Regions from separate parts of the Homo sapiens genome. Here region 1 is linked to region 2. Evidence: read pairs that join two places in POLR2A ChIA-PET (ENCODE). Cell type or tissue: Caco-2. All regions are shown on one strand.

Region 1 (4,000 bases), 330 kb after region 2:
AAAAGAGACCTTATGGCCTGCAAAGGCTAACATATTTACTATCTGGCCCTGTACAGAAAAAGTTTACTGGCCCCTCCTCTAAGGCATGATTTATTATTGGATCGTTCCCAGCATGGAGCACTTCCTGCCCTTGCCTGCTTCAGCTCCTCTTCCTAACACTGCTGTAGAATAGAGGAAACTGAGCCATGAAAAGACTATTTCAAAGTCTCAGAGAGAGTGGGATTAGAGTTCCATAGGGCCCCTGAGTCTGTGACATTCCCCTCAAGCCTGGGGTGAGATGCTGGCGATATCCAGCCCTTAGAGAACAGGCGGTGGAATGGAAGGGAGGAAAATCAATGTAGGGATGTGTAAGGGAATTAAGGAGTAATCAACTGTTTGCTCTGTGGTTGCAGCCATGTAAAAATCTGTTTGCACAAGGGTAGGCTGGGTACAGCGGGTAAATGCAAACAGTCATGTGAGAGTGGTGATGAGCAAAAAAATTTTCTTTACAGAATTTCTCTAATATGTATTCCAGCAATTAGGAGGGCTTCACTGAATGCATTTGCAATCCTAACAAAGTCTTCTGCCCTCTCCCAGCCCAAGCAAGGCCACACGAGTGTGTGTGTGTGTGTGTGTGTGTGTGTGTGTTTAAATGCATGAGAAAGCAGAGATGTGGATCTTCGCAAATCCCAAGATAAAGGACTGGGCTGTTACTGGAGACAAAGCTGCCAGTCACTCAGGACTCCTCCCTTGCATCTTGGATTAACTGAGCCAAGATTCTTTATCTACCACCGCTGCACCCGCCACCAGCAATGGGACACCCTTGTTTGCTAGAGGACTCTCTTTCCTACCCCGTTCCTCTAAATGGGACAGCTCACAGCTACCTCAGACATTTATTTGAAATGCAGATTCTGGGCTGGGCGGTGGCTCACGCCTGTAATCCCAGTGCTTTGGGAGACTGAGGCAGGTGGATCATGGGAGTTTGAGGGCAGCCTGGGCAACATGGCAAGATCCTGTTGTCTCTACTAAAAATACAAAAATTTGCCAGGCTTGGTGGCATGCACCTGTAGCTGCAGCTACTCAGGAGGCTGAGGCGGGAGGACTGCTCGAGTTCAGGAGGCAGAGGTTGCAGAAAGCCAAGATTGCGCCACTGCACTCCAGCCTTGGTGGCAGAGCGAGACCCTGTTTCAAAACAAAAAACAAAAACAAAAACAACCCCAGCACTTTGGGAAGCCAAGGCAGGAGGATTGCTTGAGCCTGGGAGATAGAGGCTGCAGTCAGCTATGATGGCACCACTGCACTCCAGCCTGGGTGACAGAGCAAGATCCTGTCCTCCCCCACCCAAAAAAATTAATTTAATTAATTTCAAATTCCTAGGGTCCCACCTCAGGCACAGGAAGTCAGAATCTCTGGGCTAGGGTCTGGGCTCTGGGGGTTTTTTGAGACGGAGTCTCGATCCGTTGCCAGGCTGGAGTGCAGTGGCACGATCTCGGCTCACTGCAACCTTCTACCTCCCGGGTTCAAGCGATTCTGCTGCCTCAGCCTCCCCGGCCTGCGCCACCACACATGGCTATTTTTGTATTTTTAGTAGAGACGGGGTTTCACCATGTTGGCCAGGATGGTCTCGATCTCCTGACCTCGTGATCCACCTCCCCCGCCCCGCCCCGCCCCGCCCCGCCCCCGCCCCTGCCTCGGCCTCCCAAAGTGCTGGGATTTACAGGCGTGAGCCACCGCGCCCAGCCTTTGGGCTCTGGGTTTTTAACCAGCTCCAGGGGAATTGTTTTGTGCGGGAAGATATGAGAATCCTGGTATTTCCTTCCCCACATGGAGCAAGGCTATTCTCTTTCCCTTTAGGACTCCCTGCAGGGCACATGGTAGGTTCTACATAAATATGGAAAGAATGTCACCAGCTCCTTATCAGGAGGACCCTCGTGCCCTCTGGTGTGGCTGCAGGTTCTGGTGTTCCTGTTCCCTGGGTCTCCTGACCCTTTGTTTCAGGCCCGGCTAAAGAGTGGGAAACTCCCACCTCCTACCCCGGGAGTCAGGAGCTGAGCATATATTTCCAACCAGGGCCAGGCTGGCACCAGCCTACCAACTTTTGTTTACTCCTGTTCCCTGGAGGTGTGCTGTGGTTTGCCGGCAGTCCAGTGCACACATATACACCCTCCGCCGCCCCATTGTATAAGCTTCTCTTGTCACTCTAGTTCAACTCCAGAAAGCCAGGCCTGCCCTTGACCCCTACAGACCAGCTACAAGGTGCCCCTTCTCTCCTAGCCAATAGAGTAATGACAGTAATGTAATTATTGTCACCAGGCTCTGGACTAAAAGCTTTGAATGTCTTCTCAATTGAGGAAACAGACTCAGAAGCAAGGCTCAGATAGGTGAAATGACTCAGCCATTCCAGTCCGGGGTAGCTCAAACATCAAAGTGCACCCAGTCATCTGGAATCTTGTTAAGATTAGATTTGTTTCGGTAGTTTCGGGATGAAGGGAGAGTCAGCATTTCTCACAAGTTCTGGGGTCTGCACACTGAGTGGCGAGTCCTAGCTTGGAAGCCGAGGGCCCTGTTCACTCTGCTCCTCCCCCTTAGTCCCACCTGCAGGGCTGGGGGGGCGGCGCCATTCTGTTCCGTTTCTGTTCCGTCCTCCTCTACTTTGTGGCTCCCTGCCCCTCCTCCCCTCCACTCCAGTCGAATCTTCAGCATCCCCTCTGCCCTTGGACAAAGGCCTCTCTCTGGTCCTCAGGTCAGGCCTGCTGGGACTTGCTGGGAAAGACTGGCCTTTTTAGGCTCCTGTCCTGTGGACTTGCTAATTAGCAAGGAAAGGCCTCATTAAAGCCATCTGTGAGTTACATTCACATGGGGCCGCCCCCGCTGCTTCCCTGAAAGGCAGGGGGTCCCCTAGTGGCCGATGATTGGATGCCACACTTCATACTTCACTGTCCAGCACCCCCATTCTATATCTACGGTGAGGGAGAAGTAGAAAGAGGTCTGTTTTGGGATTCTGGGTTACTCTTAGTCAAGGCAAAAACTCCCCAAGCTAAGGCCCGAATCCTCCTAAGCCCCAGGAATCCAATTAGATCTGTAGCCGGTGCTCCTGAAGTCATTTAGGGGCTCCTGGCAATTTGGGGCCCCAGCCCTCCTCTCACTCCGGCTAGCTTCCTTCCCTCTCCTGATTTTGGGAGGCTTCCGGAAAAGTATCATCCTCATTTTACAGGTGGGGAAACAGCCCGACAAAGTGTTCAGTGTCCTCAGGTATTATATGGATGTGAATCCAGATATGATTCCTAGGCCCATTTCCTCCCCTCCAGGCCTTACCAACTTTCTTTTTTTTTTTTTTGGATGGCTTACAGGTAAGTTTTTATTTTTTTTTTATTATTTTTATTATTATTATACTTTAAGTTTTAGGGTACATGTGCACAATGTGCAGGTTAGTTACATATGTATACATGTGCCATGCTGGTGTGCTGCACCCATTAGGCCTTACCAACTTTCAAGTCTCATTCAGGAAAAACAAGAGATGGAGGGGAGAGACGCTGAATCCCTACATTCCTTCCCTGCCATGCTGGCTATGACATGAGGGAATCAGAGTCTAGAGTCATGTTGCCTGGCCTGGAATCCCGGCCCCTTTGACTCACCAGCTGTGGGAACTTGGGCAAGGGACTTAACCTCTCTGAGCCTCAGTTTCCTCAACTGCAAATTGGGAATAATAAGGGTACTTCCCCCATGGGGTGGTGAGGGCTTAGAATAGTGCCTTGCTCATAACACAGGCTTAATAGATGTTAGACATTTAAGTATTTAATTAATCAAATTAATTTTCTCTCTAGTTTGGACCTAGCTAGAATGTGGGGAAAGAACTAAATAACTGTCCCAGAATCTTTCTGACCTCAGCTTCCATGGAGATCCATGAGCAGCTTTGGGGCTGAGGGAGGAAGAACATTCCTTCCAACCCTGAACTCTGTGAGCAAAGAAATGCAGAAGACTCAGTGAGGCTCCTCCGCTCGGGGAGCAAGGGAGAAAAGAA
Region 2 (4,000 bases):
CAAAAAAAAAAAAAAAAAATTTCATGACCACATGGGGTTTATCCTAGATCCTAGGAATGCAAGGCTGGTTCCATGTTCAAAAATCAATTATTATAATCCACCAAATTAAAAAACCAGAGAGTAAAAATGACAACAGCATATCAAACAAAGCAAAAAGAAAGCATTTCAAAAAGCCCAGCATTCCTTAATGGTAAAAACCCTCGGCAATCTAGAAATAAAAGAGAATTTCCTTTATTTGATAATTTACAAAATACCAAAGTGAACATCATACTTAATGGTAAAAGACTGAATACTTTCCCCTAGGATAGAAAGCAAGGCAGGGATGTCCACTTTCATCTCTCCTATTCAATATGGTACTGGAAGTCCTAGCCAGTACAGTAAGGCAGAGAAAAAAAGTAAAAGGCATACAGATTAGAAAGAAAAATACTGTTCCTATTTGCAAGTGATGATTTTCTATGTAGAAAATCCCAAGGAATATCCAAAGAAACTCCTACCCTAATTAATGAATTTATTATAGTCCCAGTGTATAAAGTCAACTCAAAAAAATGTATCATGCTTCTATATATTTTATTTTAAAATTTGGAAACCAATATTTTAAAAAATACTAATTAAAATTTTAAAATGAGAAATACTTAGGTATAAATATACCAAAACTTGTGCAGGATATCTATATGCTGACAAGTATGAACACTGATGAAAGAAACCAAAGAAGACATAATAAATGGAGAGACATAATGTGGGTTGGAAGATTTAATTTAGTTAAAATGTCAAATTCTTCTCACATTAATCTATAGATGTAATGCAATTCCAATAAAAATTCCAATAGGACTTTTGTAAGTATACACAAGCTGATTCTAAAATTTATTTGGAAAGGCAAAGGGATCAGAAGAGCCAAAACCATTTTTAAAAAGAAGAATAAAGCAGGAAGAACAGGTCTACCCGATTTTAAGACTTGCTGTAAAGTAACAGTAATCTGGATAGTGTGCTATTGGCAGAGGATAGATGCACAGGCCAATTAATAAGGATAAAATGTCCAGAAATAAAGTCACAAATGTGGATTGCTGAAAAAGGTACAAACGCAATTAAATGGAAAAGTGATAATCTTTTTAACATGTGGTGTTGGAACAACTGACATCTGTATACAAAAATATTCCACAAAAAAAATAAAAACAGGCTGGGAACAGTGACTTGCACTTGTAATCCCAGCACTTAGGGAGGCTGAGGTGGGAGGATTGCTCAAGCCATGAGTTCGAGACCAGCCTAGGCAACATAGAGAGAGCTCATCTCTACAAAAAAAAAAAAAAAAAAAAAAAAAAAAAAAAAAAATGAGCCAGGAGTGGTAGTGCATGCCTGTAGCCCCAGCTACTTGGGAGGCTGAGGTGGGAGGATCACTTGAACCTGGGAGGTCAAGGCTGGAGTGAGCCGAGATTGTGCCAGTGCACTCTAGCCTGGGTGACAGAATAAGACCCTGTCTCAAAAACAAACAAACGAACACATAACAACAACAACAATAACAACAAAATTAAAAACAAAAAAGTTTCATCTCAATCTCACACCTTATATAAAAATTAACTCAAAAATGCATCATAGATGTAAAAATAAAATGTAAAACTATACAACTTTTAGAAGAAAACAGTAGAAATGTACATGATTTGGGATTAGGGAGTGTTCTTAGACCTAACATCAAAAGTACAACCTGGCCGGGCGCGGTGGCTCATGCCTGTAATCCCAGCACTTTGGGAGGCCGAGGCAGGTGCATCATGAGGTCAGGAGATCGAGACCATCCTGGCTAACACGGTGAAACCCTGACACTACTAAAAATACTAAAAATTAGCCGAGCGTGGTGGCAGGCGCCTGTAGTCCCAGCTACTCGGGAGGCTGAGGCAGGAGAATGGCGTGAACCCGGAAGGCAGAGGTTGCAGTGAGCTGAAATCGCGCCACTGCACTCCAGCCTGGGCAACAGAGGGAGACTCCGTCTCAAAAAAAAAAAAAAAAAAAAGTACAACCCATAAAATGGGAAAGTAACAAATTGGATTTTATTAAAATTAAAAGCTTTGGCTTTGTGAAATACACCGTTAAGAGAATGAAACTGTAGACTAAGGGAAAATATTTGCAAATTGCATGTGCAAAGGAGTTGTACCTAGAAAAACTCCTCAAAGCTCAATAGCAGGAAAACAACCAAATTAAAAATCAGGAAAACATCTTGTTAGTTTAATACTTTTCTTTTCTTTTTTCTTTCTTTTCTTTTCTCTTTCTCTCCTCTCTCTCTTTCTTTCTCCCTTTCTTTCATTCTTTCTCGCTTTCTCTCTCTCTCTCTGTCTTTCCTTCTTTTTTTTTTTTTTTTTTTTTTTGAGGCAGACTCTCACTCTGTCGCCCAGGCTGGAGTGCAGTGGCACAATCTCGGCTCACTGCAAAACCTCCGCCTCCTGGGTTCAAGAGATTCTCCTGCCTCAACCTCCAGGTAGCTGGGATTACAGCCGCCCACCACCATGCCCAAGTAATTTTTGTATTTTTTTAGTAGAGACGGGGTTTCACCATGTTGGCCAGGCTGGTCTTGAACTCCTGACCTCAAGTGATCCGCTGCGCCGGGCCTAGTTTTTTTTTTTTTTTTTGAGATGGAGTCTCGCTCTGTAGCCCGGGCTGGAGTGCAGTGGTGCAATCTCGGCTCACTGCAACCTCTGCTTCCCAGGTTCACACCATTCTCCTGCCTCAGCCTCCCAAGTAGCTGGGACTACAGGCACCTGCCACCAAGCCCTGCTAATTTTTTTGTATTTTTAGTAGAGACAGGGTTTCACCGTGTTAGCCAGGATGGTCTCGATCTCCTGACCTTGTGATCTGCCGCCTCAGCCTCCCAAAGTGCTGGGATTACAGGTGTGAGCCACCGCACCAGCTAGTTTAATTCTTACAATCCTTAAAGCAAGGATTTTACATCGTGATATTAAACATCGTGATATTAAACATCATGATAGAAAACCAATGACCAATGACTTTGTTTCCAGTGCCTTTATAAAAAATAGTACTTTATAGATAATTTATGTCAGTGTACACGGGGTATACAAGTAATTGAGATTTTAAATTTTACTCTGTTTAATATTATGGGAAACTTATAAGCTAGGTATTTTATTCACTTCAGTTTAATGCAAGTGGTTAGCTCTTCCAGAAAGTTTTCTGTGACTTTTTTTTTTTTTGAGACCGAGTCTGGAGTTCGAGACCAGCCTGGCTAACATGGTGAAACCCTGTCTCTACTAAAAATACAAAAATTAGCCGGCCATGGTAGTGGTGGGGGCCTGTAACCCCAGCTACTTGGGAGGCTGAGGCAGGAGAATCACTTGAACCTGGAAGGCAGAGGTTGCAGTGAGCCGAGATCATGCCATTGCACTCCAGCCTGGGCAACAACAACTACTACTATATCTATCTATCTATCTATCTATCTATCTATCTATCTATCTATCTATCTATCTATCTAATCTATCTATCCTGAATAGGTAAATCCAGAGACAGAGGCAGATTAGTGGTTTCCAGGGGCTGAGGAGAAGAAATGAGGATTAACTGCTTTATGTGTAAAGTTTCCCTTCAGGATGATACAAATATTTTGGAACTAGATAGAGGTGATGGCTACACAAGATTGTGAATGTACAAAATGCCACTTAATCATACACTTTAAAATGGCTAAGTTTGTGTTCTGTATATTTTACCTCAATTTGAAAAAGAAGGTTGTGTCTCTGGAATCTTGTTTATGTTTGTAGAAAAATCTTTATTTTTCAGGGAAATCATAAAGAGTGAATCTAGCTCTGCCCATTTCTGAGCTAGGAACTATGAGTGGAATCCAAATGAATCAGAGCCACGCTGTTTTTTTGAAAGTGAACTGGATAGTCTAATAATGTGCTGAGGAATTCAGTAGTCAGAATGGTTACAAGTTAGCATAATGTATTCCCATTACACCACCTTTTCAATGCTCCTCCTATGTAAAAGGTATCAATAAATATATAATTGAACCAAA

What was found. Peaks named below come from ENCODE experiments on the same cell type or tissue, not always from the same donor. Only the 100,000 strongest peaks of a DNase experiment are listed, where the experiment ranks them.
Region 1: POLR2A ChIA-PET joins it to region 2 with 5 read pairs; 2 of 35 experiments call an interaction of 5 or more read pairs at or near these places.

Annotation. Positions count from the first base shown.
Region 1 is chr6:42,135,478-42,139,477 of GRCh38, reverse strand. All of the region lies in intron 1 of C6orf132 (chromosome 6 open reading frame 132), which reads left to right. Among named protein-coding and RNA genes, the nearest start is that of C6orf132, 5.1 kb to the left of the region's middle. RefSeq lists enhancers at 2,584-2,823, 2,519-3,216. In Caco-2, a CTCF peak has its summit at 2,845 (motif pointing left); DNase peaks (open chromatin) are centred at 744, 1,887 and 2,497.
Region 2 is chr6:42,460,931-42,464,930 of GRCh38, reverse strand. No RefSeq gene overlaps it. Among named protein-coding and RNA genes, the nearest start is that of TRERF1, 11 kb to the right of the region's middle. In Caco-2, no CTCF peak of the experiment used is centred here; no DNase peak of the experiment used is centred here.